2 separate regions of the Homo sapiens genome follow, and region 1 is linked to region 2. Evidence: chromatin contacts called from ENCODE Hi-C or POLR2A ChIA-PET data. All regions are on one chromosome and are shown on one strand. Each heading gives the region's core, a stretch centred on a gene start or an enhancer-like site at or near the end of the contact. The rest is flanking DNA. Distances are from core to core; before and after follow the strand shown. Region 1 overlaps MAML3 (mastermind like transcriptional coactivator 3). Region 2 overlaps MAML3 (mastermind like transcriptional coactivator 3).

Evidence for each region. A loop is a pair of places that touch in the nucleus more often than their neighbours do. ChIA-PET counts read pairs that join two places held with the same protein, here RNA polymerase II (POLR2A).
Region 1: a loop to region 2 is called in a map of Caco-2, with 2.1 times the contacts of the local background. The contact joins two enhancer-like sites. A Hi-C loop is called at or near these places in 1 of 168 maps with a recorded cell type or tissue (Caco-2). POLR2A ChIA-PET finds 5 or more read pairs at or near these places in 6 of 52 experiments (A549, H1, T-cell and 2 more).

What each region holds. Positions count from the first base shown.
Region 1 is chr4:139,843,336-139,849,177 of GRCh38, forward strand. The region is part of intron 2 of MAML3 (mastermind like transcriptional coactivator 3); the gene reads right to left. Among named protein-coding and RNA genes, the nearest start is that of MGST2, 180 kb to the left of the region's middle. Within about 2 kb of position 1,481, at least 2 of the 41 ENCODE cell types and tissues checked have a DNase peak (open chromatin) inside an H3K27ac peak, as active enhancers do.
Region 2 is chr4:139,806,986-139,812,108 of GRCh38, forward strand. All of the region lies in intron 2 of MAML3 (mastermind like transcriptional coactivator 3), which reads right to left. Among named protein-coding and RNA genes, the nearest start is that of MGST2, 140 kb to the left of the region's middle. Within about 2 kb of position 1,871, at least 2 of the 41 ENCODE cell types and tissues checked have a DNase peak (open chromatin) inside an H3K27ac peak, as active enhancers do.

The DNA of each region.
Region 1 (5,842 bases), core at 231-2,730, 36 kb after region 2:
TACTCTCGGGTCCATGTGCTCAAATTTAGAAAACACACCAGAAAATAACTTGATATATCACAATTTTAGATTTACTACCTAGTCCCAATACAGGGAATTAGAATATTTCCAAAATCCTGAACTCAAATCCCAACTTACACTACTGACAGGTCTTAATTACCCATGTTTAAGGACAAGGCAAAAGTAAAACCCAAAACCTGATGAATTAACATTCATAATAAGTTAATCTAGCCCATATTTTCCCTTCTTAGTTCACCAACTGTTTTGCTAGAAAATTTATAGGATTACCTGTTCATAGATGTAGGTAATTATATACAGTTGGGGTTTCTCTAGAAATGACTCCTGAAGTATCTTAATTCGGAGTCTTCTAATGAAATTGCTACTATCTCCAGTTTAATAACCAAATTATTACTGTCCTGCTTGGTCTGATCACGTCCTAGTCTGGACCTCAGCTTCTGTTTCAAAAAATGAGCATTTCTTCACTTCCTGAGACCTCACTGTTTGGGTCTGATGAAGCAACTTCCCATGGACGGCATTGTAGCCATCGAGAGAAACCCCACTCACCAAAGGAGAAAGCTTGGCCCACAGGGCCCCTGGGAGGTGCCATTTTCATCTTCTATTGCACTGCGCTGACATTTTTAAATTATAATGACTCCATATCCCAAATGAGTCCTAAGAACATTCTGAATCAGCTAATTAATAAATCAATTGCTCTTCAGGATGGCATTTATCAAATTCACAACTAATATGTGAGGTGCGGGTAGAGTGGAAGTCTGCAGCTGCTACACCTCTGGCTCTGGTAGGACCCAGCTTGTTCCAAAACCTCTGTTGCACTCTGGCTGTAAGCGAAACACCTTCAAGTTTCTATGCATACTATTTGAGTCCATTGGGATACAATTTCATCATCAGAGACAACATCTTATGCAATAATGAGTAGTTGCCTAAAGAATGAAGAACAGGAGCATCCCTACTAATCAGACACTCAGTGTCCCATATGGTGATGGTAATTGAAACATCCTTCTGGTCACACTGTTGAACTAAGATTGAAATCAATTAGATGCCACTGTTTAGATGTTGGTGGCATTGTGCTGTCTTTTTCTTGGCACAGAGATGATGTGGGAGTTAACAATACCAAGCAAGGCATCCTACTTCACCAAGAGTGGACCACTGGTGAACTCTCAATCCCTTAAAACCTGATAATTTCTACAGGCTTCAGAATCACTGCCAACATCCTGAAAATCAGTTGTGACAATAAGGCTGTCAGAGCAGTGTGTACTGCTCTTAATCATCTACTTAGTGTCTCTTTCTTGGTCATAGACTGTACCTTCCTTACCACTGCAGCCACATGGCTCCTCTTCACATGCTGTTGTTGACAGTGTGGGTGGGATATAGGGATGGTGGGCAGCTGCCCAAATTTTCTGTTCATCAATAGTGGGATGACATAAAATGAGACCAGAAGACAAGACTGCAGAGAGCCTGGGGACAGGTTGAGTAAGAAGCAGAGAGCTGCTGTCCAGATGCCAGAGAGCTGAACAAAAGCCTGCCATTTGTTTAGTCCTATTCTGGCTCACACTATTCACCTTCCTTTCCTTTTGATATCATCAATATGGTTTTTCTCCTGGAAGAGACTTTCTATTTCTCTTTCTCTCTCTCTGTCTGTCTCTCTCTCTGTCTCTCTCTCTCTCTCTCCCTCTGCCCCAACACAGCATCCCTTTTGATGAGATAATGGGTGTTGACTTGCAGTCCAATACTTACTAAAGCCTGATGGCTCTACAAATTACTTAGACAGAATCTAATCCTGAGGGTAGGTATCAATGATAGGGTATGTGTGTGGGGAATCAGAAATGGCATGTTGTCCTACAGAGAGGTCACACCAAAGAAGTAAGAAGATGGGAAAGAAGAAGTGAGGGTGGTGACAGAGAGGGGGAACTAGACATGTGGCTGCATTAGACAGAGTACACAGAAGGGAGGCTCAATGTGGACATGGGAAAAGGTATATTCATTAAGAATGAAAATAGAAGAGGGCTTCTTTATTCAAGTTCTGGGTGTCTGAATCAGGTCAAACTGGCAGAGACACATAGGTAGAAATTGAAGTTAGAAAAATTAAATAAGTGCAAGGAAATCATATTTTGCTGTGTAAGTTCATTTCTAAACATACAGATGTCAGAGAGTTTTGATAAATGCTCATATTCTTTTCATGATTGTACTAAGATCTCACACGGTAAATGACATCAGGAGTTAGAATGGATTGAGATCAAGACAAAGCAGGAACCTACTTTGAATAAAATTTTACTCATCTCAGTATTTTTGGATGTTTCCTTTATCTGAACTAAAGCACTTCATATGATGTCATCTCTTATTTTCTCTTTTGTAGTCTCCTTTATAAATCTATGGTGAATGGTATAGAATAGTTTCATTGGTACCACAATCCCCTTATACCTGATATTATGATAATTCTGAAATACAAACTGAATAAATACATAGGTCATTTTCAAAATGATTTTTATTTGCTCAACAGATTGAATCTGTGCAGTAGTAAAATTACAGTTCGTTAAGTAAATCTTGAGTCAGAGTAAGGTTTAGCAGGGTAATGTTGATCTTTAACCCCTTCATCTAGAATATATTTTTAGGAGTGGGAGGAAATCCCAACATCTATATAAACAGAGAACTCAGAGTTTGAAATGCTCCAAGCAGACATAGTTATTTGTGACAGCTTGACAGTGACAAAAAATCCAGGAGCTGAAATGCTTTCTCCTCGGCTTATGAGTGGCTTTTTATGCAAATCTTGATAGATCATTTTATGCCTTAATTTTCCTACCTACAGATTGCCAGAAGCCTTGGTGACTAAACTATGGCTTATAAGAAGCTAGCACTGTACTTTATTTTTATTTTACTAGACAGACTCTATCACCAAACTACATATTTTTGTCTGTAAGAGGAAGAGTTTAAGAAAGAAACAACCTACTAATAATAGTTTAAATATTATTTTATATTTAAAGATGTATTTTATTTTATTTATTTTAATTTGTGAGACAGGGTCTCACTCTGTCACCCAGGCTGGAGTGCAGTGGCACAATCATAGCTTACTGCAGCCTCAACCTCCCTGGACTCAGGTGATCCTCCTACCTCAGCCTCCCAAGTAGCTGGGACTATAGGCGTGCACCACCACACCAGGATAAGTTTTGTATTTTTTGCAGAGACGGGGTTCTGCCATATTGCCCAGATTGGTCTCGAACTCCTGGGCTCAAGCAATCCACCCACCCTGGCCTCCCAAAGTGCAGGGATTACAGACGTGAGCCACCATGCCCAGACTAAAGATGTATTTTAAAATAGCCATTAGTTTATATGACTTTTGGTAGCAGACAGAGCTTTTCTTTACAGGCACAGTCTTTAAAATACAGCTCCATTAAAACATTTTTGCTTCTGGCCTTCTCCAGTATACTTCAAATACCTATTGCATGGCTTTATTAGGATATCCTTTAATTTAGAAAATCAAGGTGATTCATTGTAATCTTTTGGAGGAAAATTGTGTGTTTTCCCCAGTGAGGCCATGTCACAATTCTTTGATAGCACAAAGGTGGGGAAAACCCCAAAAGTGTAATGAGACTGGAGGGATCTGCTTCTTCCCACATCATTCAGTAAGATTTTCACAGTTCACACTTAGGATTTTCCGAATCTATGAGAAGACAGGCCAGAGACAGGGTAATGGGACTGAGTGCTGACTGATTTGCAAATGGTACAAATTTCACCACTTGACAAATCTCCCTCCCTCCATTCTTTCCTCTTTTCCTTTCTTCTTCCTTTCTCAGCTTTCTTCCCCCTCCCTCTTTCCTCCATTATTCACATTGTGTATCTATATTGTGTAAAAAACAAAACAAAACAAACAAACAAAAATATATATATGGTTCTTTTCTTCTGGGTTAGCCTAGACCCCAGTTTGTCCAGAATAGTGTGGGAAGTTGGGTGCAGAGGGCAGCATGGAGAGTACAAGATCACTCAGATTCAATCCGTTGAGCAAATCATAAAAATATTGTTCAAGGAGTCCTGCAAGAGTCACACGGAATCCCGCAGTGCTTGTTTTACACATGTTTCCATGCACACCTGATACTGTGTCTCTCCCTCAAACACTTGGGACCGCTCAGTTCATAGGGAGGTATCAGATAAACTGGAACACTGTTTTCTGGGCTTCCGTACAAAGCCTTTTAAATATGATTTAGAGAATTGGGAACTGATTAAGAAACAAAGTGCCATTGCTAGCACTAGGAAGCTGATTGCCCTGGTGAACAGGATCAATTAAGTACAGGAGGTAAAATCTTCAAAAATACTTTCTAGCTATGCCCTGTTGCTGATCACCAAATTCATGGTAATGGAAGAAAACATGCTTCACTTGATTATTGTGACAACTGAATACACTGCTGCTTCTATTGTTGTGAAAAGCTTGCTTGAAAAGGAAAGTTAATCTGGAGGGATGGATGACTGAGTGGCAAGCCTAGGTCACAAAGCACAGCTCTCTTCACCAGAAATCTACATGGGACTCAGGAAGAAACAGAATTCAGGCTATTTTGTTTGTTTATTTGTTTATTTGGTGGTATGTTTGATCTGGACAGGAGACTATTTTAGGGATCTCCAATCTCATCCATTTGATCTATTTTTCTTTTAAGCATGTGTGCTTAGGAAATTACATATTGTAAGCGACCCTGGGGTGTGCAATCTTATCTCTTTTAATACACTTTTCCATTCTGACAAGGAGCTTCAGTGGCTTGGAATAATCCTCTTCAATTGACAAAAGAAGCCCCCAATTTCTAAGTTTTTAAACCATTAGTGGCTGATCAGTTGCAACAAATATGCTGCCACTGCTGCTGCTGCACCTAATGATTGAATTTTAAATATTCATGATGGATGGATGTCTGTGTGTGTGCACAGAAATGACAGCATCGACGGCTGCTTCTCACCAGGGCACCGTTAAAGCTGAGGCAGAAGCTGCATATGTCAGATATTTTCTGGTTACATATTCCAGTCATTAACAAAATTATTCTCATATAGATCCAGAAGCATTAATGCGTGAGATATATGCATCTACAAACACAACAATGTTGAAATGAGCAGAGTCCTTCCCTCAAAAATAGCCCTTTAATGATTGAACAAAAAACAACATTGAACACACCAGCAATTCTGACAGTGGCTATTTTTGGGCACTGTGAATTTTGGTGATTTTAATTTTCTTATTTTTGCCAATCTGTACAAATTATTTTTCTAAGAAGACAAAAGTTCATGAAAAATCCCAAGCTAAGCAAAATAATATCATAATAAAATGTTGACCATTAAAAAATTCTTGAGAGATATGCACTTACGTCTTATATAAATAAACACAAAAGAAGAGAATAGAGTAAGTTTTGTCTAAGTTTTAGCTATGAAATAGGTGGGAAGTAAGATTGTTTTCCCTCTAAGACTAGAGAAAAGGCAAGTCAATTTCTAGAGGAAATTCAATACACAGGATATAGTGATCAGAAAAGGGACATGCTTTACGCTATGAAATTACACCAAATGTATTCTTTGGCCATGATTTTGGGCTCAGATTATAAACAATTAACACAGATTAGCTGAATTGAAAAATGCCCCCATTTTCAGCCTGCTAGAATGAGCCCCTACATCTTTTTGTTTCTTTCCCTTCTTGCTCAGCAATCTCTATGTCCCCTTTTCACTGCTCTCCTTTTCTGGCAATGTTCTTCCTGACATATATATTTAAACACTATTAGATCTTACTGTTTCTTGCACTGTGCATTAACATCATCTTTTTTCAAATGGATTCCTATTTAATAGTATATATGACTATCCTGATCAT
Region 2 (5,123 bases), core at 621-3,120:
TAAATTTCTAAAATAAACAGACTTTTTAGGCTTAAAATATTATGTAAAAAGGAATTTGTTAAAATTCACCACAATAATTTAAAGAGACAATATACGTTCAGTGGCAAACTAAATTAGCTGTGTCATCACCTGGCTTCTATTCCAGTTTCTGCCACTTGTTGGCTCTATGACCCTAAATAAGCCATTTATCGTTCTCTAAACTTTGGTTTCTTCAGCTTAAAAATAACAACTGACAAGACTTGCCATTCGGAAAGCTGCTTTGCAAACTGTAAAGTATCATATGCATATACGCTATTATTTTGTGTGTGTGTGTGTGTGTATGTCTGAGTTTAGAACTCCAACCTAAGTGGACCTTATAGATTAAAGCAAAAATCTACTAACCCATACCTGAAAGCCTCGATTCGGAATTACCTTAAACCCTGCACTTGTTTAGCCATATGCAGGAGCCATCTTTGGTTCAGTACACCTACACATGCCGGCCTGTTAACAACTGGCTTGGTAGCCAAGAGAGGAATGACAAATTACATCCAAGGCTATGCGTGGGGCAGATGGGAGAAAGATCAAACCAAGGATGGCCTGAGCTCAGACTCCATAGGATACCTCAAGGGAGCATACACGTACCCTAAAACAGTCCGTGCCTCAGTGGCAGAAGAGCCTTGTGGTGGAAAACACACTGCTTTTACACGTGAGCTACACTGGGAGGAACACAGTTCTTTGCCAACCCTTGTTTGCTCTCCTTTTGAAGTTAGATCACTGGTGTCAAATAAGTTGGGAAAGAAATAAAGAAGGTTGACTTTATTATTAGCTTGACAAAGCTAATAGCCCATACATGATACACTCCAATTGTTAGCTTGACAAAGCCTATAGCCCATACATGATACACTCCAAATTTGATATATTTTCTTATCAAACAAAACAAAATGACAGTGAATTTTAGCTTAGCAAGTTGCATGTTCAACAGCAGCACTGATTCATAGCCAGGGCTGTTCTATAATCAGGACTGAAGAGTGGAGTGGGGAAAGGTACACTCCTCCATTCATATTCGGCTCTTCCTTCCCTTCACTTTCTCTTCTCTATCCACGGGCACAATGCTGAGAACAGCTATAACTTGCAGTGTGTGGAGAGGGATGAGGCATTCATCTGTCAGACAAGCTATCCAATTTTTCTGACTTTTCCAGCTATTTTCATAACATAACAGTGAGCTCAACTTATCCATCATTCATTCATCCATCTATCCATTCATGTATTCATTCATCCATCCATTCATTCTTCAAACAACTGTGTGTGCCTGGGGGAGCCCCCCACCAACATCACTGGTGGCCTCAATATTTTCAATGAACACACATCAGCCTACAAGTGAAGGGTGTATATCACCGGCCTGTGGCCAACCGCTGCAGGCACCATACCACTTCTAAGTCCTGTTATTTGATTATCACCAGCTTTATTGGCCACAGAGGGGAAGGGATATTATAGCTTTGTGGCTTTTCAGAGTTCGGTCCTTAGTGAACTGCCAAGCCTCAGCAGCAACTCCCAGATCACAGGATGGGGGATTTTTATGACCACATCTCAGTTCTCACCAGAAAAGGCAAAAAGGAGGAAGCAGGTGACACATTATAGGATACACAGCAATGGATAAGCCTAACAAAGCCAGTCACTGCCATTCCCCCTCTTACCTTTGTGTTCTCTCCCTCCCACATTTCCTGTCAACTCTCCCAACATCCCCTCCCAAACTGTACTCAGAATAATTTACACGGCCTCAATCTCAAAGAGAAGGAAACATAAGCTGTTTATGATATTCCGTATTATGCTTTCGAAAAATATACATGGCTCACTGAGCTTACCCCAGTGTGAGCAACTCCTCTCAGCGATCCCTGAGACAAGGGGTGTGCGTGTGGGTGAATGTACACATGTGTGAGACCAGCTAGTGGCAGTGGCACAGGGTGTGTTTGTGAGTGTGCATGTGTGTGTGTGTTTATGAGAGAGAGAAAGAAAGAATGTCGGTGTGTGACTCCCCCACTCACTCTTTGGAGCCTGAGAGGCTCTCCTTTCTCAGAGCAATTACTACAAATGATTTATGTGACCAGTCAAAAGGGCCTGCCAGGGTTCTTATTTCATCTCCAGAAAAAGGAACTCTGCTGGAATGTTATCAGGGAGCTTGGGATTAAACTGACAGCTGCCTTTTGTTTTCCCTGTGAAAGAGCTTCTCCTTTGGACTGTGGCATTTGGTTTCTACACAGACAGCCAGAACTTAAGGTAGGCAAAGACTAGCTAGACAAGGGCCACAAGAGAAGGGAAACATTTTTAAATGGGGAAGGAGAGGTTTCTTTCTTTCCTTCCCTTCTGTATTTATCTTGAGAGGATGTGCTCTTAGCTGCTGATTTTAGGAGGCAGCCTAGCTTATGCGGGATTGGAATATTGTTTATTTTTTCACTGTACAGAAGCAGCCACAGCACCACACCTCTACCCTCTGTTACCCATGCTTATTTTGCTAGAGAGAAAACAAAGGCCCCTTCCAACGTAGCTTATGGAGATGTGACCCTGGTCCCCACCCTCTGCTAGATTGTGCACCGGCACACGTCAGTCACGGGGCCTGGGGCGGGAAACAAGGCAGGATGGGAAACAGTCCATCGTAAGTACAGGCAGGAAAACTCTGTGGACCCAAAACCACGGAAACCATATGTGTTCTCACCCTCTGAGACCCAAACTCTAACAGAGCATTGTTGTTTTCATAAATACTCAGCTGCAGGCTTGGCTGGCCATAACCCACCCCACATGTGAGCCCCCACCTTCCTGACTCCCACCTGGTTTGCTGTGTGAAGAAAGCACAGGGGTGGTCAGTTGTTGGGCTGATTAAAGAAATACACATTTATACCTGCACGTACACACACACACACACACACACACACACACACACGGATGCTCCAGTGACTGCATAATAAAGCTTTGTAGATGAATAATGGTAAATACAAATTGAGGAACCTCTCAAGGGATCAAGAGAAGAGTTTAGTAAAGAGAGGTTGTGGGTGGATAGTTATAAAGGGAAGAGAAATAAAGAAAGACATGGACTGTAAAATCATCTTTATAGTCTTATATTCAGACATTCTAGCGAAAAATACATTTTTTTTGACTTGTGATTTCCAAATTTCATTTTTCCTAATGCTTTGCCAAGAGGTATCATGCAATATGTAAACCAAAATTGATTTTTTTTTTTTTTTTTTTTTTTTAGAGACAGGATCTGGCTCTGTCACCCAGGCTGGAGTGCAGTGGCCCCATCATAGCTCGCTGCAGCCTCAAACTCCTGGGCTCAAGTGATACTCTGGCCTCAGCCTCCTGAGTAGCTGGCACTATAGGCACACCACCACACCCAGCTAATTTTAAAATTTTTTTAGAGTCAGGGTCTAGCTATGTTGCCCAGGCTGATCTCAAATTTCTGGCCTCAAGTGATCCTCTCATCTCGGCCTCCCAAAGTGTTGGAATTACAGGCATGGGACATCATGCCTGGCCTAAAATTAATTTTTATCAATATATATCTGTACAGGTCTTCACAGCATATGATACTGTGGTGTGTTCAGAAATCAGAGCACAGAGGGATCTGTGAGTGATCACAGAAGGATCCCAGAGAAGGAAACTAACACTTATGGAGGGCACATTATGTGTCAGGTATATATCTTCTAAATATTTTCCCCTTTATTCTTCTCTACAACTCTATGTGGTAGGTTTTTTATTCTCACTTTATAGTTAGGGTTATAAAAATCAAGTGAATTTAAATAATTTGTTGCCTACTGTGGTAGACACCACTGGCTGCCTAGCTAATATTCCTTCTCTTCAGTAGAATCCTGATTGTACTTGAGGAGGGATTTTCCTGCCTCCCTTGCAGCTAGGGATGGCTGTGTAACACAGTTCCAGCCAATGAGATGTCTATAGAAGTATGCTGGGAATTTGTGACTGGCCCTGCCCTTTTCTTCTGTTGTTTTCTTCATTTTCCTCTGGCCTGGAGCACAGACGTAAGGCCAGCAGTGAAGATGTCATTCTGTGACCTTGAGATAACAAGCATGAGGATAAAAGCCATGCATTGGGTAGGAAGACAGAAGGAGATATGAAATAACTGACATTGTGCATCAGTTACATTTCCTCTCATCTGCCTGTGTCTGGCTTCTTATTACATGAGGAAAATGAAACTTTTTAAAACTTACGCCACTGTTATAGAGTGCTTCTAACATATAAACAAAGCAATCTGAACTGATACCCTATTACAGGGCAGAGCTGGAATTTGAACCTAAATTTAATTTACTAAGGGCCTCCATCATCCTGTGTTTCCAGAGTGCACACAGTCTAGAAAAGCCTTGGACAAGGGGGTGAGTGTGGGCTGGTCTCTTCAGCCCATGGCTTGAGTACTATTAGCTACTTAGGCTGCTCTGGAGTTACGGTCTGGATCTCAGGTCAGAATCCAGGGAATTGGTTGGTTCTGATCTGTGAATTTTAGACAACTTACTGGTGAACCAGGGAAACCTGACTTAGGTTTCCTGGGATAGTTCTAGAATCACATTGCATTTCTTAATTCTGAGGCAGACCCGTATTACTATGGCAGCTCCAAGTGGAAATATTCCAGAATGAAGGACTTGCCAAGTAACCTGACAATTTTATTTTGATGCACATAGATGGTAAAGGTATTTCTTAGACATAAAGGGTCAGATCATAGATTGCAGTTAAACATTGAGGACTGAATACATGTTTATCTCCATTTCTTTTCTACTTTACTTCTCACACTCCACAAAAATGACAAAAGACAGAATTTTCTGAAAAGCAAAACTCTACATATTAAGTGTCAGAGAGGAGACAAAAACATATATGAAGTGTTAACATAATTTTGGGAACTAGAAAGTGGATGAATGTGTGGTAACTAATTCAGTAGAGCAGGAAAAGCTGAAATTAAAACGTTCAGTGGGGGAAAGCCAAGGAGAAGTTAGCTAATGTATGTTAATAATCTTAAAGAGGTGCCAGGCATGGTGGCTCACACCTATAATCCTAACATTTTGGGAAGCTGAGGAGGGAGGATCACCAGGAGTTAGAGACCAGCCTGGCAACAGAGCTAGACCCTGTCTCTACAAAAAATTACAAAACTA